Regions from separate parts of the Homo sapiens genome. Here region 1 is linked to region 2. The links are chromatin loops, found by intact Hi-C in ENCODE. Cell type or tissue: endothelial cell of umbilical vein. All regions are shown on one strand. Links, peaks and the distances in the headings refer to the core of each region. The heading gives the core; the rest is flanking DNA.

The links. Peaks named below come from ENCODE experiments on the same cell type or tissue, not always from the same donor. Only the 100,000 strongest peaks of a DNase experiment are listed, where the experiment ranks them.
Region 1: it touches region 2 in a loop (5-fold over the local background); 2 of 110 quality-filtered maps call a loop at or near these places.

What each region holds. Positions count from the first base shown.
Region 1 is chr2:37,452,377-37,459,456 of GRCh38, reverse strand. No RefSeq gene overlaps it. Among named protein-coding and RNA genes, the nearest start is that of LINC03063, 110 kb to the left of the region's middle. In endothelial cell of umbilical vein, for the core only: no CTCF peak of the experiment used is centred there; DNase peaks (open chromatin) are centred at 1,656 and 4,196; H3K27ac peaks cover 3,479 bases.
Region 2 is chr2:37,645,149-37,652,228 of GRCh38, reverse strand. CDC42EP3 (CDC42 effector protein 3) reads left to right here. Exons shown (of 2, transcript NM_006449.5): 2 at 5,407-7,080. The coding sequence starts at 5,642. The coding sequence ends at 6,406. Among named protein-coding and RNA genes, the nearest start is that of CDC42EP3, 23 kb to the left of the region's middle. In endothelial cell of umbilical vein, for the core only: a CTCF peak has its summit at 3,396 (motif pointing right); a DNase peak (open chromatin) is centred at 3,518; H3K27ac peaks cover 3,390 bases.

The DNA.
Region 1 (7,080 bases), core at 1,103-6,102, 190 kb after region 2:
CTTAACAGGAATTAAGCTCATGCATATTAAAGATCAGTTGTTGAAATCATTAGGCTAATTACAGAACCATTACTAAGAATTTTTATCATTACAAAGTGCATATTCTGTTTTTGCTCAGTGTAGTCACTGGAGATGAATTCTAGACTTACTACAAATCTGGAAGCCCTTATGTGTCATTAGAACATAAATGTCATAACACCATACATATCACCCAATGGATACACTTGCAAAGACTGAAAGTCGAATTGCAGTTGAAAGTATTTCAGAAAGTATTCAGAAGGTGATAAGGAAAAATTGTACTCAACCAAAATGTCCAACAAAGGCAAAGCAATAAGAAAAGACTTGTTCTTCTATTTCCTGAACTATAATGCAAATACTGAAATTATTAGCATGTAATCATTGCATTGTAGATGCCACTGACCCAAGGGCCCTGGGTTTGTTAGGGGCCATTACCCCATTCACTTGGCTCGAACCCTCATCCAGGAAATCATCCTGCTGGATAACTAGGCACACCCTGCTTGCAGGCACTGATTCTATGTGTTCATCTATTCAGCAAGTGTCCAGCATGTTGGTACTGGAATGCTAATCTCATGACCGAGCTTAGTCAAGAAATAGCCTTCTTAATATGATAGCCACCATCTACAATGATTTACTGACAATTTTTGGCTTAAAATCCCACCTCTACCACTGGTTGTGTAACTTTGGGAAAGACAATTAACCTGACTACTGTTTAGTTTCCTTATTTGCAAATAGAGATAACACCTCTCTTAAAAGTTATTATGAGGATAAAATAGCACTTTGGGAGGCTGAGGCAGGAAGATCACTTGAGCCCAGGAATTTGAGACCAGCCTGGGCAACATAGTGAGACCTCATCTCTACAAAAATAAAAATAAATCAGCTGGGCGTGGTGGCGCTTGCCTGTGGTTCCAGCTACTCAGGAGGCTGAGGTGGGAGGATTGCTTGAGACCAGGAGGTCAGGACTGCAGTGAGCTGTGAACATGTCACTGCACTCCAGCCTGGGCAACAGAGCAAGACTCTGTCTTTAAAAAATAATAATAAGATATGTAAAGTGTATGGCACAGAGGTAAGTCTCTATTGACAGGTATTATTGTTTGTCTTGTCACTTGAACGTAAAGCCGTTGTGTCTGCCTGTCATTCAACTATTCACAAGCATACAAGATTAAAGGCAATTTGCAAGCATAAGAAACACACTGTTTCTCTTCCTTAGATATTTATAATTCATGGTGGAGATTATAAGATCTCCTTTTCCAATGCAAAATTTCAACTAAGACCTTCTATGTGCTTCACATCTCCTTAAACCAGGGTCCTGAGATGTGCCACGTGTCATGTCATTACACATGGAGAAAGGAATATTTTTCAAAAACCAATTACATACTAGCCACTGTTTAAGGCATATATATACTCTTTCACATTGCTATACCCATTTTGAAAATGAAGAAACAGAGGCTTAAAATGCTTAAGTAACTTGCCCTGGATCCCAACAAAGTAAATGACAGAACAGGATTCGTATTTGGGCCAGTTCAACTCCAAAGACCATGCGTTTTTTGTTATGTTCAGCTGCCAAGTGTAGTTTCTTACCACAATGTCATGAACTATTGTTACAAGAAAATGAGACCGCTGTTTACTATCTGTTGTGGCCAGGTTTTAAATCGAGCCTGAGGATATAAAACTTATGACCTCTAAGTCTCAAATAAAAACCCACTTGAATTAAAACAAAACAAGGGAAAATGCCTTAGTAATAATATTTGAAAAATCTTCAGAATGTGAGATATCAATTGGCTTTGTTTAGTGGAATGTCCCTGCACAGAGATGGATGGACTTCGTGGGTGTCAGAGCCGTCAGTGGAATTCGTGGGTCTAGCGCGATATGTTCTCTCTTCCTGGTCATCAAGCCATAGTTCAAATTTGCCATGATTATCCCTTGCTATGGCTTGTAAACTTACATCCCAGCAAGATTACAAATTCTGACTAGGCTTAATTTTAAATGGAAGAAGAAATTAGTTTCATTCTTTCAGTATATGAGTCATGTAGGCGAAGAAAACTGTCCCTGGCAGTGTCTTTTCCAGTTCCACAATGCTCTGACAATGCACACTTCTCCAAAGAATCGCTACCCAAGGCTGAGCCCCAGAGGGTGCCACGTGTCAAGGGCTACGTCTTAACCCATCCCCTGGTGCAGCACTTGGCATGGAGGAGCTGTTCAATAAATATTGTTCAATGAACAAATGAATGAAATCCTGTCTGCCTTAAAAAGCAAGAAAACAATATCATTCCTTCCTGATTTCCTTATAGCAAGTCTGGCCTTTGTTTCTACCTAAACCTTCTGCCTACTAACAGACCCCTCCCAGCTCACAGGCCAAATGCAGTCTCAGGCTTTCATCTCTAAGGTCATGATACCTTCTATCCCACAGGTCTTGAGAGAATCAAATTGGATGAGGCTGTAGAAGCCTGGGAATCACAGCATATGCCCCACCCCCTTGAAAACGGGGCAGACGGAATGTGTCCAATTTTCATCCTTGGCAACATGTTGAGATCGCTTGAGGAGCTTTCAAAAACTAGAGACCCTAAGTCCCACTCCAGTTAAATCAGAATCTCTGGGGATAAGGTGAGCATTAATAGTATTTAAATGTCCCCCTAGTAATTTGAATGTGCAGCAAAGATTGAAGATCACAAGGCTGGAGGAAGCCAGGAAGTGGGCACATCAGCCCCACACAGGCAGGAAGAAGCATTTGCTGTGCTCCTTGATTGGGAGGGTAAGAAGACAGGAAGCCCAACATGTAACGGCAGCTGCTGCTGTTGGGCAAAATGCCCTTCCCAGCCCTGTAAGTCCTGGCTGCTGCCTTGGCTACCTCTACCACCTCCTTCCTACTTCTCTAAATGGTCCTGGAGCAGGCTGCAGTCTCATCCTGGATAGGGCAATGGGGACCTGCCCCAGGCACCCAATTCTTTTTAAACAGAACTAGCTTCCAGGTCATGATCTCCTTACAACTGAAGATTCCAAGTGACAAGACCTAAATGGGTACAGATGGACTGTGCATAAGCCCAAGGAGAGCACTGTAGAAAGGACTGCATGTCAGCAAGTCCTAAAGATAAGCTGGGAAAGGAAGAGTAGCCAGAGACCCAAAATGTCAGACCTGTTTATGTCTTCAATGTTAAGAGGGAGTCACAGATTCATCACATTGGGAGAAAATGCCTCATAGATCTAATATGGTGAAGGAAATACACAAGCACACACACACACACACACACACACACACACACACACAGACACACCCGATTTATTGGCTGAAGCCCCAAGTACATAGCCCAACTCTTATGCGTTGAGTGTCTGTGTTCGCCAAAAATTCCTATTTTGAAGCCCTAACCTCTCAGCACGGCTCTATTTGGACATGGGGCCTCCCTGGAAGTAAAGTTAAATAAGATCAAAAAGATGGGGCTCTGGTCACATAGGATTAATGTCCCTATAAGAAGAGATACTAGAGAGCTTGCTCACTGTCTCTCCTTCTCCACCATGTGAGGACACAAACAGAAGGTAGCCATCTGCAAGCCAGGAAGAGAACCCTTACCTGGAACCAGCTCCATATGACCTTGATCTGGGACTTTTGGCCTCCAGAACTGTAAAAAAATACATTTTTATTGTTTAAGTAACCCAGTCTGTCTTATTTTATCACAACAGTTCAAGCAGACTATGACACCAACCTTAGACAAATCACAACATCTTTGAGCCTGAGTTTCTTCATCAATAAGAGAAAGATAAATCCTACCTGTTCATAAACATCAAATGAGATCACGTATGTTTAAGGGTTTTGCAAACAATAGAGTATTAAGTAGGCATTAAATCATTCATTAATCTCTACCTCTGTGCTCTCATACTTTAATCCCTCTGCTAGCTGAGCATTTACCACATTGTATTAGATTGAATTGTTTATATGTCTCTTCTGTCAGGTTTTAAATCCTTATGGCCAGGCGCCAAGTCTCTTTCATCTTTGTAGCCCCATGTCAAAACACACAGTCACTGCTCAAGAAAGGCTTATTGAACAATCCCAAGGTAGCACTGGATATGCTTTCTCTGTGTCCCATAACATCCTCCCATATACTTTGATCACTTAGCATCAGGTATTAGAGTTATTAGCTTTTGTGTTTTTCCTACTGTCCTGTAAGCTCCCAAATGGTAGAGACTGCTTGTTATCATTACTATATCCCTAGCAACTAGTACAGAGCTTGGTACCTGGTAGGAACTTAATGAATGTTGATGAAAAGAAGGGAAATGATTCCTTTCCTGAGGAATTTGCATTGTTGAATTTCATTGTTCAAAGCTGTCCTGTATTTGATTCATCATTTCCAACGGAACAAACTGAAGCTCTCCATTTTACCAAGTCTTTTTTCAAATGGCTCCTAAAAGGTCCTAGCTCTTTTATCCTATTATAGCTGGCAAAGTATCTGAATGCATCATTTTATTGTGCAAGTCAATATCATCCCCCAGAGAACCAAGACTGGTCATTTACGCCAACAGTAGTTGCTATGCAACCACTCTCCAAGCCTTGGTTGAAAGATCCAGAGCCGAGGCAGTGATTTTTCCCACCTGGAAAGGACTAGAATTTCTAAGGGAAAAAACACACCATTATGCAGAGTCACTTAATCTTTTTACAAAAGAAAATTTGACCACATCAAAAAAGCATATTTTCTAGATTTCCTAGACTATGCATATATAGCCTTTATATAAATAGACATGTATATTTAGCCACTGGAACCCAAACGCACATATACTACATATACACTAATATAATTTATAAATATTTGTATATTTATAAATATGTAGATATGTTTATTAAAGAGTAAACACTCTTTTTATTCCAAAGATGTTCCACGAGAATTAACCATTTTATTTCTTTTAACAGAAGTAAACTTGTAAAATGAATTTCTATTTTCTCATGGCAAAAACTTTTTTTTCGGAAAATAAGGGGAAATTTAAAGAAGAAAATAGAGAAGCCTGTGTCAAATAGCTTAGATCAAACCACTGTTAGCATTTGCTATGTAGCCTTCCAGATGTTTATATATAAGAATATTTACATATTTAAAGTACAAAAATGGGAACATATTATATCCAAAGTTTGGATACCTCCTTTCTTTAAAACTTAGCATGCCATGAATGAGAACACATGGCCACAGGAAGGGGAACATCACACTCTGGGGACTGTTGTGGGGTGCGGGGAAGGGGGAGGGATAGCACTGGGAGATATACCTAATGCTAAATGACGAATTAATGGGTGCAGCACACCAGCATGGCACATGTATACATATGTAACTAACCAACACATTGTGCACATGTACCCTAAAACTTAAAGTATAATAATAAAAAAAAACCTTAGCATGCCATGGATGTCTTTCCAAGTCAACATATAGTCATATCATCTTAAAGGCTGCATTGCATGCCATTGCTTAAATATATCATAATGTATTTAATTATTTTCCTGTTGTGTCCATTTTTTCACCATTATAAATAATAAGCATCTTCATGTACACTTCTTTGAAAACTCATCTGATAGTTTCAGTAAGATTAATTCATGCATCACGTCAAAGATTATGCACTTATTTGAAGCCTTTTAGAACACTGACAAGTAAATAATCTAATATTAAGCATTTGTTCCAAAAAGCTAGATTTTCGGTCAATACAGATTTAGTCAAATTTTGACATAATTTAAAATTTTTTAAAAAAAGAATTTAGGCCGGGTGCGGTGGCTCAAGCCTGTAATCACAGCCCTTTGGGAGGCCAAGGTGGGCGGATCACCTGAGGTTAGGAGTTCGAGACCAGCCTGGCCAACATGGCAAAACCCCGTCTTTACTAAAAAAAAAAAAAAAAAAAAGATACAAAAATTAGCAGGGCGTGGTGGTGCGCATCTGTAGTCCCAGCTACACGGGAGGATGAGGCAGAAGAATCGCTTGAACCCAGGAGGTGGAGGTTGCAGTGAACTGGGATTGCACCATTGCACTCCAGACTGGGTAACAACAGTGAGACTCCATCACAAAAAAAAAAAAAAAAACAGAATCCAAGGTTTGTGAGGACACATTATAACAGAATAATTTGAAGTTTCTCCTCTTGTTTTGCCGTATAATCATTCATTCTATACCCTGCTACCGTTTGCCACACAAACCAAGTTGTCTTTCTTGGCTCCCTGTACTTCCTGCCTTCACTTCTCATAGCTCCTCCCCCTTAGCCTTTCCTGTTATCAGCAACATTTTAAAATTGACTACTGATGACTCCACCCAGGCTCACAGCTAAGCCTGAGGAATAGCTTCAGAATTTCCATGTGGGATCTGGGGTGGGTTCATGATTTATACCCATATGAAAGCTGGATGTCCCCAAAACATTCAATTGGAAGTATATTGACAGCTGCCTTTCAAAAGATGTGTTAATTTCTGTTAAAATTTACTTATTCATTATGGAAAGCAGTTAAGATCAGTTTCCACCACTTGCAACCTCGTCTGGTTCTTCAAAGTCAACATACACTCTTTTGCCATGGTAATCGTCCTAAATATGCAACTTTGATCTTTTTTTTTTTTCTTTTTGGAGACAGGGTCTTGCTGTATTGCCCAGGTTGGAGTGCAGTGGTGTGTTCATGGCTCCCTGCAGCCTCAAACTCCTGGGCACAATCAACTCTCTCTCACTTCAACCTCCTGAGTACTTGGGACTACAGGTGCGCCACCATACCCGGCTAAATTTTTTTGTATTTTGTAGAGATGGGCTGGATTTCAGATCCTATTCAAAACACTAAGCCTTCCAACACATATAAAACCCAAGCTCCTAGGAATGACATTCAAGGTCCCTCCAATCTCACCCCAAACCAATCGCATTCCTATACCAGGCTATCTGCCATTCCGTGAATACATATTTCTACTTCATACATTTGCCCATACTGCTCCTATTTCCCTGCCTTTTCCACTTTCCAGCACATTTTTAACTTGCCCCAAAAGCCATCCATTCTTCAAAATTTCTTTCTTATGTCCCTTCCTTTTAGAAACCTTCTCCAATTCCTGCAAAGTAGAATCTCTTCAAGGAACCAGA
Region 2 (7,080 bases), core at 1,088-6,087:
CCTGGAACCCAGGTGTCTTCTATTTTCTTTTTTTTTTTTTTTTTTTTTTTTTTTGAGAGGGAGTCTTGCTCTGTCACCCAGGCTGGAGTGCAGTGGCACGATCTTGGCTCACTGCAAGCTCCGCCTCCCGGGTTCATGCCATTCTCCTGCCTCAGCCTCCCAAGTAGCTGGGACTACAGGCGCCTGCCACCAGGCCCGGCTAATTTTTTGTATTTTTAGTAGAGACGGGGTTTCACCGTGTTAGCCAGGATGGTCTTTATCTCCTGATCTTGTGATCTGCCCGCCTCGGCCTCCCAAAGTGCTGGGATTACAGGCTTGAGCCACCATGCCCGGCCCCAGGTGTCTTCTTAAAATGATGAGGAGGGATGGGATTTCAAGTCATGGCATATAGGCCCATTCCATCATCAAAGGTTATCTGTGTGTGTCACTAGTCACCCTTGCACAAGTTGCTGTCCTCACGGGCCCAGGCGATTCCACCTGCCTGCACTTCCCTCCTCGCTCATGCCCTGGCCAGCAGCTCCTCCTGCATCCTCTCCCACCTGTTGAATTTTCTCACTTTCCTTTCCGACTACAAATGTTTCTCTTCTGAGATCTCTTCCCTTTTACAAAGTACAGATCCATGCTGCCTCTTTGGTGAAGGCCTGATCACAGAAGCAAAAAGTGATCTGTCCCATAGCCAGGGTCAGGGGAGACGTGGCTCAGGCCTTTTGTGAAGTCTTCATATACCCACACACTGCCATTGCAGATGCTGCTTTTAGACACATTTTCCTGATGTTTGTGTTATGATCAGTAACTCATAGTAGGCTTTTCAGGACCTAACAGCCATGTATAAAATTGGCTCTCCAGGAAAGCCTAATCTGAGCCCTGCATACACATTTATATATTTGTGATTTAAAAAAAAATAGCCAGTTCATTAACATGATTTGAAAATCCAAAATCATAAAAGGATAGTGAAATTTCTTTGCCACCCTGTTCCCCTTCCATCTACTTCCCCTCTCTGTGGACAGTCACTATTATTACTTGTGTGTTTCCAGAAATACTCTATAGATAAGCCAGTACAAATATAAATACACGCATTTGCACCTCTTTTTTTTTCCTTTGATGATGTACATCTTTGGGCTCTTCTCGGATGAGCATATTAAGCACTTCTTCATCCTTTGTTAGATCTGAGTAGTATTTATTTGGAAGGATACGCTTAACTGAACCAGTCCTCCATAGGTGGACAATTAGGTTGTTTCCAACTCTTGACTGTTATAAACTGTGCTGGTTTGAACAGCCTTGTTATTTCTCTGTGAGTTGGGTAAATCCCTATAAGTGCAATCTGAGGTCAGAGGGCATATGATTTGCAGTTTTGATAGATATTGCCCCACTGCCTCTACTGAGTTTGGACCTGTTCATACTTCAACTGTCAGTGTATGCAGGGCCTGTTTCCCATCCTCATCAGCCCAGCACATTGCCACACATTTGTGTTTTAAACAGGCTTTGGAATGCACCCCTTTCATAATTAGGGAGCAGACAGAATTCCCAGGGAGGGTGCTCATTAAATATCATGTCAAGACCTCAAAGCTCAGAGCCCAGCCATGTGGCTTCGTGCTTGGTAGCCATGCAGCCTTGGCAGAGTGGCTGGATATCAGTTCGTCAGTAGTGATCCATTTGTAAAATGAGGATAGTCACAGTAACAGCCTCATGGCTTCCTCAGCTAGTCCATGTCAAGGGTTGGAACAATGCTCGGTACATAGAGAAGCCCTCAACAAATACCGACTTGTATCAAGTGCTGCTGGTACCCAGGAGATGCTCATACCCTCTCCAGGAGCAGCCACTTCTTGCTAGGGAAGAAACTATCCCATTAGGTTTCTGCCTAAGTAAGTAATTGGCAAAGATTTTGAAAGAGCAGTGAGCCCAGGAAGCAGAAGGGGAAACTGATCAAGCTGCATGGACTTAGCCCAGAATGTTCAGAAAGGAGAGAGAAGGAAGTGGTCAGTTCGAGAAATTATGGGCATTGGATTATCAGCGTTGGATTGACTCTCCTGGGATCAATCATGGTTGCCCCTGAGCTGGGGAGGAAGAGAACAGATGCAATAGAAGGACTAGATCAGAGCTGCCAGATACTTTCCCAGCAGCACAAACGTCAACTTACCTAGAGTTGTAAAACTGACATTTTGCCCAAAATTCTTAACTTTCAGGGTATTTGGGAGCTGTTAGGATTGGCAATTCAGATTCAATTCAAATTATTTTTTTCTATAGTCCTAGAAGCCTATGCCCCATCATGCAGTAAATATGATGTAAATATTTGTAGAAAGAAAGCAAAATGCCTCTGAAGGTATCTTCTCCAGTATCTCCTACTCACCAGAATCTCACTACAGCTTAGGTAGCCTCCCCACCAACCCTTTTCTTGCCTTTTTCTTTGCTGCTTCCCTCCAACCTTTGCCTCCATGCCACCGACATGAAGCCCCACTTCAAGCAGGATGAGTGAGCCTCTGGTTGGAGGCCCCTGGTGCTGGTGCCTGTGGCTGGGCAAGGACTGACCAAAGGCTGGGGCTTGACGAGCATCTTGCTCCCTGGTGGGTGCCCAGCCCCCACCAGCCTACCGACTGGGCCCTCCCTCCCCTGCACCCTCAGCAGCACACACTTTCTCCCCCTTTGCTCTTCCTCCTCACTGTCCCAAATCCTTGTTTAATTCAAGGGTGTATGTGAATGATCCAGTCAGAGTGGCAGGGAACTGCTCTCTGGCTACATTTTCATGGGATTTTTTTTTTTTTTTTTTTTTTTTTTTTTTTTTTTTTGAGACAAGGCCTTGCTAGGCTGTAGTGCAGTGGTACAATCATAGCTCTCCGCAGCCTTGAATTCCTGGGCTCAACCAGTCCTCCCACCTCAGCCTCCCAAGTAGCTAAGACTGCAGGTGTGTGCTACCATTCTCAGCTAATTTTTTAAGAAAGTTTTTGTAGAGATGAGGTCCCATTATGTTGCCCAGGCTGGTTTCAAACTCCTGGACTCAGTCAGTCCTCCTGCTTCAGCCTCCTGAGTAGCTGGGACTACCGGCGGGTGCCCCCATGCCCAGCTAATTTTTTTTTCATAGAGACAGGGTCTTGCTATGTTGCCCAGGCTGACCTCAAACTCCAGGCCTTAAGTGATCGATTTTTTTTTTTTTTTTTAAATAATTGGAACCCCCTGCCCTGGGACCTGGCCTTGCATAACCCTGCCTCCATCAGCTGACCCCAGGCAGCCCTGGCATGCCCTTGAGTTGTGGTGGACACGCTGTATCTTTCCATGGCAGCTGCCTTCCTGGCCGTGTGTGCTGAGGACACCACTCCTGTGGGCAGCTGTTCCTCAGGCCACCCAGCTGCTCCTGCAGGCAGTCAGCCACACTGTGCCCAAAGGGCAGGGAGGCCACCTCTGAACAGCAGGGGGCCCGAGGCCAGGACTAGGCATTGTACACTCATACAGGAAGGAAGTTCTGATGTTTTAACAGGAAGAACATGGGCTTCAACTTTTGTTACCACAACAAGACCCAAATTAGAGCTAAAACTATGAGAACGAGTGTCAGGACCCACGATCATGTCATTGCTGGCAGCCCCATGGTCAGCCCACTCTGCATGAATGCAAACCTCCTCGTACTTTCTCTGCCTCCTCCCCATACCCAAAGCCCGAGTGGGGCTGGCTCTCTCTAGTGCATTGTTCTCAGCCTTCTCCGGCCTGGGTTGCTGGCCAGCATGCTGACACGCTGAGCTAGCTGCTTCCCAAATTGAGTTAGCTGTTACTGAGCCAGTGGGTGGTGGAGCACAGTTCTTGTCACCTGCCACTGGTAAATGAATTTAAAACTCTTGCTGAAAGGAAAGAAATATGGGGCAGATGCAGACAGCCTCCAGCTGCTACAAGCAAATGTGGCTCCCTTCAAAACACCAACTAACCCACCCAGCCCTTGGAGTATTTATTTGCAGGCTCTGCAGCCAGTGGGAGGAGCGCCTGAGGGAAGAGGTCATGGCAGAGCCATTTGGGAAGTTCCTGCAGTGGGAAAGGGTTTAGCTTCTCTGTGTCAGCATCAGAGGTGGAGGATTATTTTCAAGAGATAAGAGCATCTCATTGGCAAAAGAGCACATTACAACCCCAATGCCTTGTAGCTCATCCCTCCTAATCTTATCATATAGTATGTGCAGGGAGGATGTGTTGCTTTCTACACTGGTAACAAACGACCACAAACTTGAGGGCTTACAACATTTACCATTTCACAGGTTCTGTGGGTCAGGAATCTGGGCAGGGCTGAGTTCCAGCATCTCCCTGAGTTATGATTCAGTGTGGGTCAGGGTGGTGGTCTCATCAGAGGCTCAACTGGGGAAAAGATCTACTTCCAAGCTCCCCAACATTGTTGGCAGATTTCATTTCCATAGGCCCTTGCACAGTGTAACTGCTCACCTCTCCACAGCCAGCAAAGGGAGTCAGGGAGTCTTCTCCCTTGTCAGCTCAGATGAAATCTCCTATAATGTAACCTAATCAGGGACCTATTGCCTTTGCCACATTCCCTTGTTTAGAAGCCAGTCACAGGTTCTACTCACAAAGGCATTAACACCAGGAGGCAGATCATGGGGGCTCCCTTCGAATTCTGCCTACTGCATGGAGGATATAGCCTTATCAGTAATGTTTCAGAAGTGTTCCCAAGTGAAGGCCCAGCCTGTAATAGAGATTCACAATGTTTTCTCTTTGAAGTGAAGCAGTTTTGTTCATTTCCTCCCATCTCAGAATGACTTCAAATCCTGACATCCTCGACAGCCCAATACTTTGCCACAACCTGATTACAACTCTAGCTCTCTTATTTACTGGCTATATGTTATTGAGAAAAGGTAACTTTCTAGGGGAAGGGCTTATCCTGAATCTCCGTTTTCTTATCTGTAAGAATGTATTCCACTAACATTTTTAGGACAGTAGCATATAATAGTTATTGTCACTTATTAAATAATTCCAGCACCTTTCCTTTAGGACTGTTCATTTTATTGCATTAACTTATGTACATATGGAACTCAACAATGAAATATTAGTGTTGCTAGTATGCACATCAAAGCAAAAGGAAAATGTATTTTAAAACAAATCCAGTTGTATTTAAGGAGCTGAAATCACTGATCCTATGCTTACAGCAATTCTTAGAGGAAAATGACTAAAACCATAGACATGTCCAGAAGATGTGCCCATGGCTATGTCTAAAAAGTACTGGTGTCATAGATATGGGGTTTTTAGGTCTTTCTCTTTCCTGTTTTCTCTAAGATGAAAATTTTTATCCACTTACTGGAGGGAAACAATAAGTTCAGCATTAGTTGAAACTGGCCCTGCCATTATTTACAGGCTCTTGTGAAAAGGGAGGCCCTAGGGCACCCAAAAGGGTCTTTAGCTTATAACCTGCTTTGGTTTCTTCTGCAGGTTTGTCCTGGTTGTGGTCAAGACTGGATGATGTAACTGGCTCTCTAGGAAGCCTCACTTGGCCGTAACCTCAGGAAGGTTCTCTTTGACCCCATCTCATTTCGAAGCCACTTCTGAAGCCACTTGAGAAAAATGATGTGACAGTTCCTATCAAAAAGGATTCAGAAACATATACCATCTGTGAAGAAAGTGGCCCTTTCTCCCGCTTGCAAAATAGACATTCTCAAATTCCAAAATGCCAGCCAAGACCCCAATTTACCTGAAAGCAGCCAATAACAAGAAAGGAAAGAAATTTAAACTGAGGGACATTCTGTCTCCTGATATGATCAGTCCCCCGCTTGGAGACTTTCGCCACACCATCCACATTGGCAAAGAGGGCCAGCACGATGTCTTTGGAGATATTTCCTTTCTTCAAGGGAACTACGAGCTTTTACCTGGAAACCAGGAGAAAGCACACCTGGGCCAGTTCCCTGGGCATAATGAGTTCTTCCGGGCCAACAGCACCTCGGACTCTGTGTTCACAGAAACGCCCTCCCCGGTGCTCAAAAATGCCATCTCCCTCCCGACCATTGGAGGATCCCAAGCTCTCATGTTGCCCTTATTGTCACCAGTGACATTTAATTCCAAACAGGAGTCCTTCGGGCCAGCAAAGCTGCCCAGGCTTAGCTGCGAGCCCGTCATGGAGGAAAAAGCTCAGGAGAAAAGCAGTCTGTTGGAGAATGGGACAGTCCACCAGGGAGACACCTCGTGGGGCTCCAGCGGTTCTGCATCTCAGTCCAGCCAAGGCAGAGACAGCCACTCCTCCAGCCTGTCCGAACAGTACCCCGACTGGCCAGCCGAGGACATGTTTGACCATCCCACCCCATGCGAGCTCATCAAGGGAAAGACTAAGTCAGAGGAGTCCCTCTCTGACCTTACAGGTTCCCTCCTCTCCCTGCAGCTTGATCTTGGGCCCTCACTTTTGGATGAGGTGCTGAATGTAATGGATAAAAATAAGTAACAAGATGCCAACTTTTTTCCTTTGGGGTAAAAGGTACAAAAACAAACTAACCACAGTTGAAGAGAAGGGCTTCCGGAGCTGTATTTGCAGTTTTGTGTTGGGTTTTCTAAAATAATATTCTTACAAAGTATTTTTTTACCTGTTATGCCCTGTTTGCAAAAACAATTTAGAAAAAAACAACAAAGCAAAACCTATCTTGGCAAAAAAAGGAAGTGAGTCAGAGCCCATTTTCAGGAGGCATTGGTGATGTTCGGCTCACATATTGTTTGCAGACACACAAGAAATCTGGCTTGGCCAGGATTGGCACTAGCTATGAAGGGCTGAGCGAGTCACATTAAGGAACTTCACGGAACTTTATAGCACTCCGACATTTTCTGAGCAAGAGGAAGTCAAAATTTATTTAACACCTAAGCCTTTTTGTAGACTCTTTTCTATATATTGCTTAGGCTCACCATAGCGAATTCTCCAGTGTTAAAACTTTTCTGTTTTCACATTTGAACTTTATGGGTTTTGGGGATTTTCTTGTAGTTCTTATATATCCCTATATATTATATCTATATTGCAAAATTTTGACTGTCAGCTACATGTTGGTAAGACACAGGCAAAGTATTACTGTAACTAAGTTATTTTTAAAGTTAAAATATATTTTTACGTGCCTTTGGCTTTTTATTGCA